2 separate regions of the Homo sapiens genome follow, and region 2 is linked to region 1. Evidence: read pairs that join two places in POLR2A ChIA-PET (ENCODE). Cell type or tissue: MCF 10A. All regions are shown on one strand. Links, peaks and the distances in the headings refer to the core of each region. The heading gives the core; the rest is flanking DNA. Region 1 overlaps PDZD2 (PDZ domain containing 2). Region 2 overlaps PDZD2 (PDZ domain containing 2).

Evidence for each region. Peaks named below come from ENCODE experiments on the same cell type or tissue, not always from the same donor. Only the 100,000 strongest peaks of a DNase experiment are listed, where the experiment ranks them.
Region 2: POLR2A ChIA-PET joins it to region 1 with 5 read pairs; 2 of 35 experiments call an interaction of 5 or more read pairs at or near these places.

The regions. Positions count from the first base shown.
Region 1 is chr5:31,986,292-31,991,671 of GRCh38, reverse strand. The region is part of intron 3 of PDZD2 (PDZ domain containing 2); the gene reads right to left. Among named protein-coding and RNA genes, the nearest start is that of MIR4279, 53 kb to the right of the region's middle. In MCF 10A, for the core only: no CTCF peak of the experiment used is centred there; DNase peaks (open chromatin) are centred at 641 and 3,151.
Region 2 is chr5:31,914,193-31,919,572 of GRCh38, reverse strand. All of the region lies in intron 2 of PDZD2 (PDZ domain containing 2), which reads right to left. Among named protein-coding and RNA genes, the nearest start is that of MIR4279, 19 kb to the left of the region's middle. In MCF 10A, for the core only: no CTCF peak of the experiment used is centred there; a DNase peak (open chromatin) is centred at 3,002.

The DNA of each region.
Region 1 (5,380 bases), core at 223-5,222:
GGCTAAAACTTGTACTGGCCAAAATCTAACAGGCCAACTTAAATATAACGATATTAAGGATATTTCCAACTGCCTCCTTAACAATTCCACTTGGGTATCTGATATACACCTTAGTACAATCAAAACTGGACTTTTTTCCTCTCTTACTCCTGGCTTTCCCATCTCAATGCAAACAGCATTATCCTCTACTCAGGCTAAAGATGATCCACAAGCCAAAAGTCCGTGAAGTATCTTTGATTCCTTCTGTTTAATCTCCCACATCTGAACCACGAGCACCATCTGTAGAGTCTACTTCCGAAATAGATGCCAGATCCACCGACTTTGGCCTTCTCCTCTCCCTAACCTCCCCCGTCAAAGTGACCAGCATCTTTAGCTTGGGTGACCACAATAGCCTCCAGTTTGGTCTCCCTTTTAAATTTCACCTCCTACAATCCATTATCCTCCATCAAACATCCAAGGGGAAGGTTTAAAAAACATAGGCTGTGATGCACTCAGCATAAGCCCTCCAACAACTTCCCACAGGACCGAGAATAAGGTTCAAACTCCAAGGTGGCATATGCGAACCTCTGTAACCAGCCCTGCCCACACCTCCTGAATCATCTCCTGGTGCCCAGTGTCTTTCTCATGGAACACTCTGTCATTCCTGCCTGAGGGCAGATGCTTTGCTGGTTCTTCCCTGGGAACATTCTGCCCCGGATTATGCAGGGCTGCCCTTTTCTGACACTCAATCCTCAGCTCAAACATCGCCTCTTTACTGAGATCTTCCTGCTCTGACACCCAACATCAACCAGCCCCCTGCCCATGACACTGCCCGGCCAGCTTTCACTTCACCCTGTTTTATTTCATTGACTCATCAGCTTCTGACACTGTGATTTGTGGATTTGCTTATTTATTGTTTGTGGTATGCTATAAATGCTGTGAGATAAGAACCTTGTCTGTCTTGTTTACCAACTAGTTCTCTAGCAATTAGAACAGTGTCTACCACATTATAATATCCCATAAATAGCACTGAATGAACAAATATAGAATGTTTATCCGCTAATCTTACAGTTCCATGATGGTCCTTGCGACTGAGGTTAAGAAGCTCACACAGATGGGAGATCTGTCTGTTTGCCAGTGTTCATTGTGTGAACCCTGGTCCAGTTGGAGAGACCGAGTTCTGCAACAGACCCTGTCTAGACAGATGGTTTGGGCATTTGTTTTCTTTTACATTAGCTTAAAGGGCAACAAGACTTTGTCAGCCTATTGAGAAAAAGCCAAACCCTGAAAAACTGGATGCTATGGACTTCTGCACTAATGTTGTTGGAGTGTTACCCTTTCCTGTAAACTGCCAATTACTGCGTGAGTTCACACATGTATCCCTTCACTGAAGCCAACGAAGGGATTTATTTACCAAAACAGGAGCGGTACATTAAAGGGAGCTGTCTCACAGCATTTAAATGACCTCATTACTGCTGGAACCAAAAATAAAACTTTATAACAGCAACTTTGCCCCATATGTGAGAAGACACAATCCAACCAGAATCTTGCTGCCGTAAATACTCCGGCGCTAGTTGCAAACCTTTTCTGAAACCGTTTGCTTACCCCTTCTTATTCAGAATGATCAGTAAGAAATGGGTGAGCATAATGTCAGAGCTGGAAGTCCCTTAGTCATCAGACCAAAATGCTCAGTTTATAGGTGAGAAAACAGAAGGCCAGAGAAAGGCCGCAGCAACCTGAAGGCCACAGTGCTGGGGATGGCAGAACTGAGGCAGGAACTTCAGGGTCCCATCTCCCAGGACTAGTATTCTTGGGGCCTTGATTAATAAATACCTACAAGGCACTGAGCTAAGACGGGAAACAAAGACAAAGAAGGCCCCGCCCTGCACTATTCACAATAGCAAAGATACAGAATCAACCTAAGTGTCTATCAATGGCTGACTGGATAAAGAAAATGTGGTATACACCAGGCCAGGTGTGGTGGCTCATGCCTGTAATCCCGGCACTTTGGGAGGCCGAGGCAGGCAGATCACTAGAGGTCAGGAGCTCGAGGCCAGCCTGGCCAACATGGTAAAACCCCCTCTCTACTAAAAATACAAAAAATTAGCTGGACATGGTGGCGTGTGCCTATAGTCCCAGCTATTTGGGAGGCTGAGGCAGGAGAATTGCTTGAACCCAGGAGGCAGAGGCTGCAGCGAGCCAAGATCGCGCCACTGCACTCCAGCCTGGGTGACGGAGTGAGACTTCGTCTCAAAAAAAAAAAAAAAAAAAGAAAAGAAAATGTGGTATATACCACAGAATACTCCTCAGCCATAAAACAGAATTAAATCATGTCTTTTGCAGCAACATGGATGGAACCAAAGGCCATTACCTTCAGTGAAATAACTCAGGACACAAAGTCAAATACTCCATGTTCTCACTCATAAGTGGGAGGTGAACAATGGCTGTCCGTGCAGAGTGGAATAACAGACACTGGAGACTGGAAAACGGGGAAGCAGGGTGAGAGCTAAAAAATTATCTATCAAGAAAAATGTTCACTATTCAGGTGATGGGCACGTTAAAGCCTGAACTTCATCACTACGTAATATATGTGTTGAAGAAATCTGCACCTCCATCCCCCAAATATATAAAACATTTTTAAAAAATCAAAGGCTTTGCTCTTAAAGTCTACTGGGGACACGATGAGCCAAATGGTAATTGGAATACGTCGGGCTCGGGCATGAATGAAGACCAGCAGAGGGTACCGCAGGAGACCGAAGAGGAGATGGCTAATGACAGAGCAGGCGGCAGGAATGTCACAGAGACCTCCTACAGGAGGGTGTCTTGAGGCTTGGTCCCCTAGGAAAGGTAGAAGCTAAGCGACGTGGGAGAGGGGAGAAGAAACCAGGTAGTGAGCGGAGCACTCGCAAAGGCTCAGAGGTGACACTAAGTATGGTCTTTGAAAAAGCTTGCAGTGAATTCACTCCAAATCAGGGAATAAGAAACTGGATATCAGGGATAGCTTCCAGACGGGGGTTAGTTACCAGAAAGGACAGGCCATGAGAAGCTTGCAACTTTCTGCCCTACCCCCATCTTCTGGAGTCAGGGGAGAAATGCTGGATTTTGAGTTAACAAATGATCATGCCTTCAGGATGAAGCCTTCATACAAATCCCTAGAGTATGAGGTTTGGAGAGCTTCCAGGATGGTGAATACATCCACATGCCAGGAGGGTGAATACATCCACATGCCAGGAGGGTGATGCACCCCCCCCACCCCCATCTCCACAAGGACAGAAGCTCCTGTGCTGGGAACCCTCTGGACCTCGCCTTATGTAATTCTTCATCTGTATTCTTTATTATATAATAAACTGGTAAAGGTAAAAAAGAAAAAAAGAAAGCAGTGAGAGATGGAGGCAGACAGTTAACCAGGAATCAGATAATAAAGGGCCTCAAATGACATCCCAATGTGTTTGGTAACAACCACGAAGGCAAAGTGGACCCACCAAACGGGTTTCAGCTACAGTGTGCGTGTGTGTGCATGCACATGTATGTTGTGCACCTATGTGTATGTGTGTGAGTAATGAGATGTGCTGTTTAGAAAGGTCCCTCTGGTGGCAGTTGGGACAGTGGATGAATGGGATAGGAGTGGGGCGATGTCCCGGGTAGGGGAGTACTGTGACAGCCCAGGGGGCAAAATGAAAGCAGCCTAGCCCTGACCTGAAGTTATGGGAGTAAAGAGAGAGGCAGGTTGAGCTGCAGGATTTCAAAAGGAGCTACAGTTGAGGGGACTTGGTGATTGACCAGACATGGCAGAAGGCAGTGGGCAGTGCTTCAGGTGACTCCAAGATGACCAGCTGTCCCACTCTCCCTAGGACGGAGGGTTTCCCAGGATTTTCAGTGAGAAACCAGGGGAAGTTCTGGACAAACCAGGATGGTTGGTCACCCCCAATGAATCTCATCAAACTTCCAGCTTGGGCAAACTTTGGGGATGGGGAGACCTGGAGCACTGGAGTGGGTTCAGCGGTATGGGAAAATGATGTGCTGAGTTTTAGGCATGATGTGAAATATATCCAAGATGGAGACATCCTGCAGGCAGTTGGCACAAAACTCAGGGGCTCAGGAGAGAGCTGAGGGCTCAGACACAGACTTGGGAGATGTTACCATGTAGGACAATGTGAGTTCACCCAGTGACCAAGGGGGCTTCCTGGAAAAGGACCATCCTCAGGCTGCCTCTGATGCAAACGTGAGGGCTCATCAGGGAGATGTTCTGAGTGTGATGCTCCTTCTGAGTTTTCTACTCGTTTCTGCAGATGCAGATCCAGGAAGCCTGCATGAGGTCTCTGCTGAACCACTTACAGAGGAGGCATAGGAAAAGGGTCTGGTAGTGTACAGGGTAGATTACGATTCCTAGGGAAAGACCACAAATGTACCCATAGACATACCCATGCCAGTCATGAATAAACTTGTCTGCTTGGCAAGTGGTAGGGTTCTTTTTTTGCTATGTGACTACATTTGGTTGTATTCATTTTCAACATGTAGCATTACAAAAATACATTACATTCTATATAAGCAGACTCGCAAAAACTCTCAGAGTAGTAAAGATCTTTGCTAAGAAGATAATGAGGAACTTTGAACTCATGCCTAAAATAGTTTGTCTATGTCCTAGGAGATTGTTTTAGAGGACAAACCCAACTTTGTCTTTTTAAATAGTCATCTGCTTATATATGTATTATTGTGAGTTAATGTTTTATAGAAAATACCATTTTTTAAAAAGAAAAATTTGTTTAAAGAAAATATATTTCCTGTTGCTCTGTTAAGAGGGAACTGGATGGAAAAGGAAAGACTGAGGGTTTATTTTAATGTAACATTGTCTTAGAACAAGTAACAGTCTATGAAAAAGAAGTACCTGACAAACAAAAATGTTCTGAATGATTATGAGCTCTTTTGTCATTTATTAAGTTTTTGCAGCTATATTAAATCATTATAAAGACAGAAATGGAAAAATACTGACATGTTTAATCTCCCATTATTCAAATGGAATGAAATTCCCCCCCGCCCCCCGCAAAGGCTTAAGAGGTAAATAGGCATTTTCTGTTTTTCTCGAAATTCCATTTTAGCAAGACCTTGATCTCTGTCCTGGACTAAAAATAAAAATCCCAAGAACTTAAACAATCTTGTATGAAGGTCTATTGGTTCCAATTTTGGTGCCATCAGAATGTGGGGGAAAGCTGTGAAAATCTACTTTTTGCCAACCCTATCAATCCTGGGCAAATGCACCTAATAAAGATAATTTTATGGTTGAAAAGGGTGCTAAAATATTCGAGGCTGAGAAAATGTGTGGTCCATTCTGATTTACCAAGACAAAAAGTATGACCCGGGGCCAAAAATCAGAATATGAATTATAAACAGTTACAAAGAATGC
Region 2 (5,380 bases), core at 314-5,313, 72 kb after region 1:
GAGTTTGAGACCAGCCTGGCCAACATGGTGAAACCCTGTCTCTACCAAAAATACAAAAATTAGCTGGGCGTGGTGGCGTGTGCCTGTAATCCTAGCTACTAGGGAGGCTGAGGCAGGAGAATCGCTTGAACCTGGGAGACAGAGGGTGCAGTGAGCCAAGATCGTACCGCCGCACTCTAGCCTAGGCGAGACTCCGTCTCAAAAAAAAAAAAAAGACAAGACAATGAGCTTCAGTTAAACAACTATGGGGCTAAACTTAGCATTCCTGCTCACTAGCCATATGAATAATAACTGAATCTTTCAATGCCTCAGTTTCCTCATATGAAAATGTGCAATGTAGCTGCAGAGGTTTTGCTAAAATCAAGAGACAGTGCTTTAGATCATCTCAGTGCCGGCCACAGTGGGCATTTGTCAAGCTGTGGTTACAGCGACTCTCCAGTAAAACCTACTCACTCCTCCACCAGTTTCTTCACATTTCAATCTTTCTGCTGTTTTGGCTTATTTACATCACTAACCAAATTATACATAGCTTGTCCTGGTGTAATTGAAAGTGACAAAGGGGAAAGTGGGAAATGAAAACAGAGAGCTCAGTGCACAGCCGTGGTGAAAGACTCAGAAGTCAGCACTCAGCGGTTCCCAAAGGGGCTGCCAGCTCCAATCAGGCCACTAGTTACTTGACAAGAGCAGGAAGCCAGGAACCACATGCCACCCAGGATTCCCCTGGAAAAGCTACACAAAACACCCACTCTTGGAGTAGCACAGAAAAGCCTCCTGGTCATCTTGCTGGCTAAGTGCCGGTGCCATCAATGAGATCTTGGGGGTCCACTCAGGAGGGAACTGCACTTCCCTCCTCAGGAGCACTGTAACCTTCATCTTTTTTATTTTCCAAATTATTTCCTGGCTAGGGATGAGCCAAGTCTAATGGAAGATAAAAGAATTGTAATGATTAAGGCTACCCTAAAAATCAAAAGAGAAGCTTAAACTAGCATGATTAACCATACTACTTAAAAAGAAAGGTTATCCCTGAGACAGTCAGAACACCAGGTGTCTTTTTCTGTCCTTTCCATTTGCTGACTATAATAAACCTCAAAGGAGAATTCTGAAATGCCCAAAATGATGCCCATGAATGATTTCCAGATGGTTCTTTCTCTATCTTCACTTTTCAATCCCAGGAACTCTGTTCACCCTAGTTGGTTCTGTGTCATATGTAAGGAATTGACATTTCCAATGGAACATGCCAGTGACCTTTCACCCAGCTCAGTGCCTTTCCTTTCCCCAAGGGACTCCTCTTCAGTCTTGATATGGTTTGGATTTGTGTCCCCGCCCAAATCTTATGTAAATTTTAATCCCCATTGTTGGAGGAGGGACCTGGTGGGAGGTGACAGGATCATGGGGGTGGATCTCCCCCTTGCTCTTCTCATGATAGTGAGTTCTCATGAAATCTGGTTGTTTAAAAGTGTGAGGCACCTCTCCCCTTGCTCTCTGGCTCCTGTTCCGGCCATTTAAGATGTGCCTGCTTCCCCTTCACCTTCTGCCATGACTGTAAGTGTCCTGAGGCCTCCCCAGAAGCAGAAGCCTGGCCGGGCACGGTGGCTCACCTGAGGTCACGAGTTTGAGACCAGCCTGGCCAACTTGGTGAAACTCCATCTCTACTAAAAATACAAAATTAGCTGGGTGTAGGGGCACACGCCTGTAGTCCCATCTACTCAGGAGGCTGAGACAGAATTGATTGAACCTGGGAGGCAGAGGCTGCAGTGAGCCGAGATCGCGCCATTGCACTCCAGCCTGGGCGACAGAGCGAAGACTCTGTCTCTAAAAAATAAAAATAAAAAAACCAGAAGCCTGTACAGCCTGCAGAACTGTGGGCCAATTAAACCTCTTTTCTTTATAAATTACCCAGCTTCAGGTATGTCTTTAGAGTAGTGTGAGAACAGACTAATACAAGTCTCACAGGCACCTCTACTCTGAGCTCTTGGGAAATCCTTCCAGAATTTCTTTATTTCTATACATCCTTCAATGGAAAGGGATATTTAATGTTTATTTTTGAGAAAGGGTCTCACTCTGTCACCCAAGCTGGAGTGCAGTGGTGTGAACATGGCTCACTGCAGCCTCAACCTCCTGGGCTCAAGTGATGCTCCTGCCTCAGCCTCCTCAGTAGCTGGGACTGCAGGCACCCATGGCAGGGTAAGTTCTGTATTTTTTGTAGCAACAGGGTTTTGCCATGTTGCCCAGGCTGGCCTCAAGCAATCCTCCCACCTTGGCCTCCCAAAGTGCTGGGATTATAGACGTGAGCCACTGCACCCATCCAGATCTCACTTTTTATTTCCTTCTTAACTCTCCTTGGCCACAAGTTTACAATATTCTCTGACAAGTGTCAGATGCAATAATCGTCCCAATCCTGTGGCTCCCAAGGGTTTTCTGGATCCAGTGCAAACTCCTGAATGTGGCCACTAAACACTTCAACTGGCTCACCCTGTTTTCCTTGCCAGCTCCATCTGGTTTCCTCCATCTTGTGTGGCAAGATACTGTGTCCCCACCCTTGTTTAAGAGGTAGTGCCTGTCCCTCATCAACCTCCTTCCACTCATGCCAGCCTAAGTTCCCCACATTTGCACATGGTTTTATGGAGTTTATAAACAGTTTCACACAAACTGGGCCTGTCATGATGACAGTTAGCACAGGGCTCTCACTAAAACCAGAAGGATGCTGGTAGGAGGCTCACACTCACTCAAGTGAACTGTCCCATCAAGCCTGTAAGCCCCCTCCCTTCCCCAGGCATCTGGACACTAATTTTTACCTCTAGCTAGATGAAATGCCCTTGCCCAGGAACAGCTATGCAAGGAGGTTTTGTACTGGCTCTATGCAGAGCACAAGGCCTCCAAAGAGAATCAGGAACACCCAGGGATCCATGAAGAAAACAGCTGAACACGTGCAACGTCACAGTCTTGCAAAAGTGACACTCGAGCCAGGGCAAGCCCAATCTAAAAATAGATGCACCTGAATTGGGACATCAGAAGGTGCCAGAAGGCATAAGAACACCACACCTAACTCACCTGGCCTCACTTGCTGGGCTGGGACAGCCAGCGCTCCGGGTATGAGGCAACAAAAAGATGAACAGGCACTGTCATTCAACCCTTGCTCAAGGGCAATCGGGGACCCAGTGGGAGTAGAACCAGGCCTCTACACCTGACTGTGGGTACGCAAGGGCACCCTCCCCTGGAGGGGTTGAGCCTGCTCTACGCAATGCAACTGAAGTAGGGAAGGCAACCCTTGGATACAGCCAACTGTCTCTGAATGACACCGAGGGAGATGAGCCTGCTCCGGGCAGGGCAACCAAAGCCACCAACACAGACACCAATGCCTTCTTCCAGGATGGACTAATGATGAAGGCTTTTTATTTTGTAAACACAGTGTTCTGCAGCTAGAAAATGTCTGGGAGAAAAAACAAGATGGAAAAATAAATTCCAGCGTTAAAAACAAAACAAAACAAACAAAAAACAGTTGTTTACCCTCTACAGATTCAGTCTTTAGACTTTATGAGCACCTACAATCATCAGGAACACATATGGGGCCCCTATCCAACATTCTCTCTCCCACTGTCCCCCCAACACACATATAAGCTGACACTTGGAGTCCCTGCCAAGCCAATCTCCAATAAATTCTTAAAAACAAAAGGCTCCCAATAAAAGATTTCGGAACAAAGCTCCGCTCTGTAGGTACACTGTAAAAAGGAAGTTTTTCCCCATGGACAGAATGAAATCAAGACTGGGCTCAGATAGAAAGGCCAAGTGGATATTAACCTGTCTACATACTACTGGTCCTTTCATCTGTTTTTCAAAAACAGACCTGAAAAGAGTAATATTTGTCTCTACGAAGAGTTAAGTGTTTGAAAAAAAAATTAACACATACACACAAATCAGAATTCCCTTCTCTCACATCCTGGGCCCTGGGTCTTTGAAACTCTCTGGCCTGTATATAGAGCAAATGGTAAGCTTGCCCGCCTTCAGGGTGTTTTCTCCCAAACCCAGAAATGCCCTTCTCCTGGGGACACAGCAGGGCTTTCCTGGAGAGTTTGCCTGCTTCTAGGCTGAAATGTCTGGACGCAAGACAAAGATGGTTCTTTCAGTCAAGAGCCCAGAGGACAAGTAGCAAGGAATAGAGGAGACTCCTGGCCTCAGGGTTTGCTGTCTCTGTGGAGAACAGCCCCTAGCACAGAAGGTCCATAACTGGTTAACTGAGGAATGAGCAGAATCTGGGGGCCACGAGGCTGAATCTGATAGGAAGGGCCAAGTGTAGATGCCACGGGCTCATCATTTTTTTGCCTGGATGTCACAGCGGCAATCTAATAACGTGGGGATTTCAAGTGAGGGATGCTTCTCCAATTGGAAAGTAGGCATCAGGAGGGTAGGTGGCATCTGGTCCCAGTATTCCTTTGCAGCATTGCACAGTTCTGGAAACACCCAACATACTCTGTTTAGAAAGTAACGGTATCCAATGAAGACCCCCTACAGCTTCTAAAAGAAATAGGAATTCAACTCCAAAACTTTGCCTCTCTCACAGGGACAACTAGGTACACGTTTTCACCACTTCAGGCTTTCCCCACCCCCTACATTTTGCTGAACTTAACCTCTGTATACACTAGTCCCCGCCAGGCTCACTGTAAATATTTCATGCTACCTCCACTCCTGTATGAGCACATGTCAGAATTACTGCGGCTGCTAAGCCTGAATTTAGGTTTGCTTCACCAGCTTTCTATGTCAATTCTGTGTTAAGAAGTGGTCCTATACACAGCATAGCCTCAATTTCAATAGAACACCACCTGGAACAAAAACAGTCTTTGTCACTGAATTATTGTCTCCGTTTCATCATCTAAGAAAATGGCACTAGCAATGGCACCAGATTTCATTGGAGTACCCTTTCTCACATTGACATCTGTCCTCTGAAAGTTTCAAAGTTGTCCTCTGAGACATGTTCTATCTACTCCTAAATTTTTCCTTTTCAAAATGAGATCCCTGTGTTAGGATCAGAATCTTTTTTTTCTGTTTTTGAGATGGAGTCTCACTCTGTCACCCAGGCTGGAGTGCAGTGGTGCAATCTCGGCTCACTGCAACCTCCGCCTCCTGGGTTCAAGCAATTCTCTGCCTCAGCCTCCCGAGTAGCTGAGATTAAGGTGCCCACCACCATGCCTGGCTGATTTTTGTATTTTTAGTAGAGACGGGGTTTCACTGTCTTGGCCAGGCTGGTCTTGAACTCCTGACCTCGTGATCCACCCGCCTCAGCCCCCCAAAGTATTGGGATTACGGGCGTGAGCCACCGCGCCCGGCCAGGATCAGAATCTTGAGTATGACTTACTGGAATGACAATGCAATAAACTTTATTTAG